Linked DNA regions of Mus musculus: regions 1 and 3 are each linked to region 2. Evidence: chromatin loops called from intact Hi-C (ENCODE). Cell type or tissue: heart. All regions are shown on one strand.

Region 1 (2,500 bases), 62 kb after region 2:
CTCTGGAACACATGTAGGAGGGAGGAAGGGAGCCAATCTGCAGAGTCCTCTGTGATCTCCACACACACATGCCATAGCATGAGAGCTCCCTACATCAACACACACACACACACACTCTCCACACACACATGCCATAGCATGAGAGCTCCCTACATCAACACACACACACACACACACACACACACACACACACACACACACGCATGCACACACGTGCAAGAACGCACACATTCACGTACATACGCGTGCATGCACTTGCATCCTGAAAATGTTTTAAGGTCCTTAGGTTGTCCTAAGTGTGACGTTTTTTTGGTTGCTTGCAGAGATGAGCCTCAAAATGGCGGAACTGTGTGACTCGCCAAGAGAACAAGACAGTGAGTCACGGGTAGGTGTGTCTCCTACCTCTCTCTTTGCATTGGTGTTCCTGTTTCCTTTGGTTGGTTCCTTTTCAGCTGCCAGATAAGCCAATAAGGGGTAGAGCCTTTTGGAAACTCTGGAGAGAAAAACAGAAAAAACAAACAAAACAAAACAAAACAAACAAAACAAAACAAAACAAAAAAACCAAACAAACCTACAAAAGAACCAGTTAAGATAGCCTCTCCAGTTTTCTTTGTGTTACATTATCACTGTTTTGTTTGTCGTTTGAGACAGTGTCTCCTATAGCTCAGATTGGCTTTGAACTCATTATGTAGCTGAGGCTAACCCTGAACTCCTGATTCCCCTGCCTTTACTTCCCAAGTGCTAGGATTATAGGCATAGGCCTATAATAATTACGGTCACACTGGGCCATAATTGTATTATAAGGTCAAGGGCAGAGGTAAGGGGTTATTGAAGGGGAGAGACTGTGTGTGGCTTCCCCCCTCTAGAGCAGCGGTGTTAGCTAAAAATAGCACATGGGGGATGGAGTGGAAGCTTCAGGACTTTCTCTGGCAGGTTTTCTCTTTTAGCCAGACACCACACAGAGTTTTCTCCTTTGTGTTAGGCAACAAATAGGATCTCAGCATGTCTTAGGTGTTGTCTCCACGAAGCACATAGAGAGATTTCCTTCCTGGACATAGCTTCCGTTTATAACCTTCAGTAGCTCACCAAATATGGCTCAGCCATGAGGCTCCATGTGGCAGGAGGCTCAGGAAATCCTCAGCACTATGAATAGGGTCTGTACTAGGGAGGGCTCCTGAGCAGATCCTCAGGCCTGTGTTGGTCAGGAAGTCAAAGATCATGGACTCCATGGGCTGCTCTGAAGCATAGTGGTTTTCTACAGGGTCACCCTCTCCAAACAGAGGATGCCATGTCACTAACTTAGTAGCTGTTAGCATTACAGCATCTGAATACATTAATACAAGTTGGAAACGTAGGATAATAACAAATACTGAATATTCTTTGTGCTTAATAAAGTACTACATGTCATAGAAAACATATTGAAAGGCAAAGGACTTTTACAGTATGAAGGGACACTCAAATGTGTTACAAAATATATGAAGATACTAGGAGATTAGGTGAGCTGCCCAGATTCCCATGGTTTCAAGCCATAGAAGCTGGCATTTGTCTTCTAGCCTGGGGTCCTTTTCTTCAGGAGACAGAAGAGGCTTCCACCCAAATGCTAAAAATATCAGCCCGAAGAAAATAACCACAACGTTATTTTATGTATACTACATATTTTATGTATACCACACTATTGCTGTCTTCAGACACACCAGAAAAGGGCAATGATTCCATTACAGATGGTTGTGAGCCACCATGTGGTTGCTGGGAATTGAACTCAGGACCCCTGGAAAAGCAATCAGTGCTTTTAACTGCTGAGCCATCTCTCCAGCCCCTGTCATCTGGTTTTTACTGTCAGGATTTGGTAAACACAACTTGACGAGCTCCTTGCTCTCCACCACCATGGAGTTCCTTTGCATTGGGTTAAGGCATCAGCAATAACCACCCAGAGACTGCACTGTATCCTGTGTGAAGGGCAGGTCCTCAACTGTTAGCCAAGAAACACAGATGAGCTGAGAAGGCCACCAAAAGATTCCCAAGGTGATAGAGAGACATCCTAAGACATGACCCTTGAGTGAACTGAGAGTCATAAAACTCTAGTCTCCACGATGGCACAGATGGCATCTGCCCTGAAGCTCATCTGTATGGTCAGGGACACTGATAGGCCGTGATGACAGCCATGATGTACACAGAGGGTATTCAGCAGGTCCAGGCCTACTGACCATGCAGCTCATGAGGAGCCAAGCAATGGAAGGAGCCTATGCTTGCCTGAGGGGCTGAGCAGCAATCCAGCTTCTTCCTGAGCACTTGGACATAGCCAGTGTCTGAGCTGCAGCATCAACCCCTGGATTGGGCTTGTGTTTTCCAGACTTCAGACAAAGTTTACCAAATGAAGAACAAACCTCGGGGATACTGTCTGATCATCAACAATCATGATTTCAGCAAGGCCCGGGAAGACATAACCCAACTCCGAAAAATGAAGGACAGAAAAGGAACAGACTGTGATAAAGGTATGGTG
Region 2 (2,500 bases):
AAAAATGAAGTTTAAAGCCAGCGCTAGCATAAATACCTGTTGCTCATTGTGCCCGATGCGATCTTCTTGTTCTTCCCTTCTTGTGGAGCTCCACATAAGACAGCGGTCCCTCAGTTTTACCCTGCCGTTTTCAGGTCCGTGTTCGTGGTGCCAATCTGTAACTATAAGCTGCCTGCAGCTTACATGAACCGGGTACTCCTGAAAGGCAGGCTGGGGCTGAAAGATGGTGAGAAAAGAATGAGGCCAAGACAAATTTTTCTCTGATCAAGGCCCCAAAGTTTACTAAGAGTCTGTGCTTATAAAGAGGGGAGGCCCACCCCCCCCACCCCCCACCCCCCATTGGTGCCTGGAGCCAGCCTGTAGGTGATGTGCAGGATTGGATGTGTTTCTGGAATGTCTCAAGGGTCTCTCAGCAGGTAGCAGAGTCTCCAGGAAAAGCAGTGGTAGTTGACATAACAATATAGCCATCTAAATTGGAAGGCTACACCCCAGGTGATCTCATATTCAGTGGCAGTAAAGTCTGAATCAGCCTGCTTCAAGGCTGAGGGAGGCTACAACCTTGACATCTGGTTGAAGTTAAATGCCAGCAAAGAAGCAAGAATCCTAGGACAAATAATAACTATTTAAGGTCCCCTTCCCATCCCACCTGTAAGTCTATAATTTTCTGGGACTTTCACTAGAAACCCAGTTATAGAAAAAGACATGGCTTAGTGGTTAAACTCACTGACTGCTCTTCCAGAGGTCCTGAGTTCAATTCCCAGCAACCACACGGTGGCTCACAACCATCTGTAATAGGATCCGATGCCTTCTTCTGGTGTGTCTGAAGACAGCTACATTGTACTCACATAAAATAAATAAATAAATCTTTAAAAGAAAAGAAAAGAAAAAGGCAAGTACTAAATTGTAGTTCCTGGTTTAGCCTTTTGAGACTTTACTTCTACCCGGGGCATTTCTGAAGAAATGCTGTGCAGGCAAGAGGACTTAAGTTCAAATTCCCTAGCACCCATATAAAAGCGGGGCGTGGCCGTGTGTGCCTGTAACCTCAGAGTTACACAGATGAGACGGTCGGCTCACGGGAGCTTCATGGCAAGCCCGCCTGGCTGAAATGGTGAGAATCATTTAAATCATTAAATGGTGAGTCCCCATTCAATGAGGGACTCCACCTCACATCTTCCTCTGCATGAACACCTACCTGCATATTACTACTTCATTTCGGTTCTGGGCTGTGAATTACTTACAAGTGTGTTATTTAGTTTGCAAATAGTTAGAAGATTGTTCTCTACATTTTCCTGCTGTAGCAAATTCCTGACCACTGACACCCAATCATATCTTTGGCAGAATCAAGAACCACACCGGTGGTTTTTGTGAATTTCATGTCATCTGTGGCAAATTCCTAGTAATTCCACCAGAGGGCAGCAAAGAAACATGAACAGGAGATGTCCGAGTCTAAAAGCGGCGGCGGTGGGGTGGGGGTGGGGTGGGGTGGGGACTGGAAAGGGGGTTGGGTTGAAATTGAAAGGAGAAGTTGATGCAAAACTCTACACAGTTTTTATCTTACAGTGTATTTTATACTTTTTGTTTTGTTTGTTTTACAAGACTGGGTTTCTCTGTAGCTCTGGCCATCCTGGAACCTGCTCTGTGACCAGGATGGTTTGTAGCAGGATGAACTTGAGGTCCACAGGCCTCTCCTTCCCCAGTGCTGGGGTAAAGGTGCGCACCCTCATTGCCTGGCTATTTTATACTCTTTTATCTACTGGTTTTTACACAAACACAGGGCACTGTCTATGCAATGGTAAAGTGACGGCTGTTGAATTATGTAGCCTTATGAGGGCATTTAAACCAATTTTTGGTCATTTTATCTTTAATATATGAGTATTTTGTTTACACAAATCTAGGTACACCACATGCATGCCTGGTTCCAGAAAGAGGTCAAAAGAGGGCATTGGGTTCCCTGGAACTGCAGATACAGAAGGTTGTAAGCCACCATGTGGGTGCTGGGAACCAAACCCAGGTCTTCTGCGATAGAAACAGTGCCCTAAACTGCTGAGCCATATCCTTAGTCCCAAAACATTTTTCAAATTGCATTGATTATTTATTTACTTGAGTTTGTGTTTGAGTAAGTGTGTGGGGGCGGGGGGCATGTCTGGCGTGTGTGTGTGTGTGTGTGTGTGTGTGTGTGTGTGTGTGTGTGGTGTCAGAAGACAATTATCAGGTACTGCTTCTGTTCTCCCAGCACGCAGGTCCCTTGGGTCAAACCAGGCCATTGGGCAGCAGGCATGGCAGCTAAATCACCTCCCTGGTCTGGCTTTTGGCATTCTAAGATGACTTCTGGTGAATATCCAATACATTTGTAATCAGAAAAATATTTGAGAGGGGCATGTTCATCAATTTATTATAAAAGATGTTTATATATGTAAATAACATCCTTTATAACAAAGGAAGGGAAGAGAAGGTTGGGGTGCAGGAGGCAGTGTGCAGAGCTTCCATGTCCACTTGGCAT
Region 3 (2,500 bases), 130 kb after region 2:
AGATTTCTGAGTTCAAGGCCAGCCTGGTCTACAGAGTGAGTTCCAGGGCAGCCAGGGCTAAACAGAGAAACCCTGTCTCAAAAAACCAGAGAGAGAGAGAGAGAGAGAGAGAGAGAGAGAGAGAGAGAGAGAGAGAGAGAGAGAGAGAGACTCAATTGCCTTTCTGCTCTCTGGCATCAACAAGAACTTCAACCAGAGAAGGAATCTGACTAGATTTACATGTAAGATAAACCATGGTGACCAAGCCATGGTACGAGACAGAGAATCCATGTAGAAATATCTTAGAGGCCTGATGAGCCTTAGATGTGGGCCAGCAGTGGCGATGACCAGAAGACAACACAGGCTGGGACGTGAGAGGGAGGGAAGGAGAGGCATTCAACTCCTGAGTCTCCAACTCCAGTGGCTGAACTGCTGTTAGTGCAGCTCACTGGTTGGACTATGTTGGGGATGAACAGATTTGAGAAGAGACTGTCCATTCTGTTTTGGACATTCGGAGGCCCCAAGGGGACACCTGACTGGTGATGTCTACTGGAGAATTTATTAGAAGTCCCATAAGTTCAAAGAAGACTCTAAAACCAGATTTAGTGATTGATTGAGGGAGTGGGTGAACATGTAGGGGACAGTGACATGTAAGACAACCTGGAGGCAGTGTGGTCAGTGAGTGAGAGGACTCAGCCCCAGGCCTGCTAACTGGCTTCTCTTATGCCATTAACACGAGGACAATAGATAGTGAAGGAAACTCCAGATGCTCGCTCACCTCAGGCATCGATCAACCTGTTAGCACCACTTCAGTTGTGGTGATCAGATAGAGGCAGGCTCTGTCACCCACTGAGCTACATGCCCAGCACTAATGCCATATTGAGATATCGGTACCTTCTACCCCAAACACCCACACCCCAATATACTCCAGCCTCAACACAGTTACACTTTTGTCAGCTACAAAACAACAGACGGGGCAGAAATTGAAGACTTTCAAAGGGAAGTAGTAGTCATGGTGTCTTTCCTCAAGGCATGGAGGGAACAAGGGCTTAGCATTCTAGTAGGTCCGCCCTTGCTATCAGTCTCGGTTTGTGTGATGTTGCTGCCCTCCTGAGGTAGCAAATGCTATGAGCCTTGAGCAGCCAGGAGCTTTGCATTTAAAGTGTGACTGTATTTGCTGACTGTGTGAATGGACCCAAGAGGAAGAGTGTTCTCTTCAAAGGAGTGCAAAGATCTCCAGGGCACTCAGCTGCCATTGGCTGCTTTTTGACTTTTGAGTTCTGACTTTAGGATGCTGTGCTAACCCTCTTGGACTCTCAGCTGCACCCGAAAGTTCCAACCAAGGAGCTGCAGAAGTGTGAAAGCTCATGCTCCTGTGATCACACCCAGAGGGACCACAGTTGGAGTTTCACTCCTCCATCTTCCCCACCTCACTCCCGACACAGCACAGGGAGGTTTTGGACAGACAGTCCCACATCGGTCTCCCAAATGCTGGGCTCACAGGCATCACCACAACTGGCACTTCCCTTCTTAAGAGGAAGGCTGACAGAGTTTGTGCTTAGAGGGTTTGTGCTTTGTGTTGGCAGCAGGCAGGTCGGTGACAGAGACCACTAGGGCACGCAGGAGGGACTGGCAGTGCAGAGGAAGGGGAGCTGTGCAGATGCAAGTGTCCCACGACTTTTCTCTTTCTGCTTTCTTCTTTTAATACTTTAATTTCTAATTGCACTTGCTAAAATTTATGGCCTATTATCAATAATGTCTGCACGTGATGTGACTATTTTGTTCCTTAATAATTTAGTGATTTCAGTGAAGTAAAAAAATTAAGTTTTGTGAAATAATATTTGAGTTTATGTATTTTGCACTAACACCACATTCTTTGTCACACTTTGTGTGCTGAAAATTTTTTTTTTAGCTATTGCTGGTGACACCTCTTGCCAGCCTGTTTTGAGAGTTTTTTAAATTTGAAACTGTTGTGGCATTCGGTCCTTCATATAAAACAATGAGGAAACACAATACGATGCTAGGATGCTAGCAGATATCAAACAATACAGTGAAGACAGAAGCCAAGGTGATGCTCAAAGCCTCCAATCTTTTTTGGGGGGTTTTTGAATGCATGGAATGTTGACTCATACTTGTTAAAGAAAACACAAAGATACTGAGACTGTTACCAACATCTTATGTCAAAAAGTAGAGTTTTAGCCCAGCATGGAGGTGCATGCCTTTATTTCCAGCCCTCAGGAGGCAGGAGTAGGTGGATCTCTGAGAATTCAAGGCCAATATAGTATACAAAGCAAGTTTCAAGTCAGTCAGGCCAGAAACCCTGTCTCAAAAAACACACACACTCGCTCTCTCTCTCTCCGCGCGCGCGCGCGCACACACACACACACACACACACACACACACACACACACAATATAGTTTCATCAAAATATAGTTTCATTCTTTGTTTTTTTTTTTTTTTTTTTTTTTTTTAAGCATACTCTCAATTTTCCAATTTTGCCAATGAAGACTCAGAAGCCAC

The links. A loop is a pair of places that touch in the nucleus more often than their neighbours do. Peaks named below come from ENCODE experiments on the same cell type or tissue, not always from the same donor. Only the 100,000 strongest peaks of a DNase experiment are listed, where the experiment ranks them.
Region 1: a loop joins it to region 2, with 2.4 times the contacts of the local background. A loop is called at or near these places in 4 of 42 quality-filtered maps.
Region 3: it touches region 2 in a loop (9-fold over the local background); 35 of 42 quality-filtered maps call a loop at or near these places.

Annotation. Positions count from the first base shown.
Region 1 is chr1:58,831,283-58,833,782 of GRCm38, forward strand. Casp8 (caspase 8) reads left to right here. Exons shown (of 9, transcript NM_009812.2): 6 at 324-385; 7 at 2,351-2,492. Among named protein-coding and RNA genes, the nearest start is that of Casp8, 37 kb to the left of the region's middle. In heart, no CTCF peak of the experiment used is centred here; no DNase peak of the experiment used is centred here; H3K27ac peaks cover 841 bases.
Region 2 is chr1:58,768,848-58,771,347 of GRCm38, forward strand. It overlaps Gm39646 (a long non-coding RNA gene), which reads right to left. Exons shown (of 3, transcript XR_865448.1): 2 at 37-216. Among named protein-coding and RNA genes, the nearest start is that of Gm39646, 22 kb to the right of the region's middle. In heart, a CTCF peak has its summit at 1,372 (motif pointing right); a DNase peak (open chromatin) is centred at 1,404.
Region 3 is chr1:58,896,681-58,899,180 of GRCm38, forward strand. It overlaps Gm28802, which reads right to left and starts at 18. Exons shown (of 14, transcript XM_030243918.1): 1 at 1-18. In heart, a CTCF peak has its summit at 1,076 (motif pointing left); no DNase peak of the experiment used is centred here.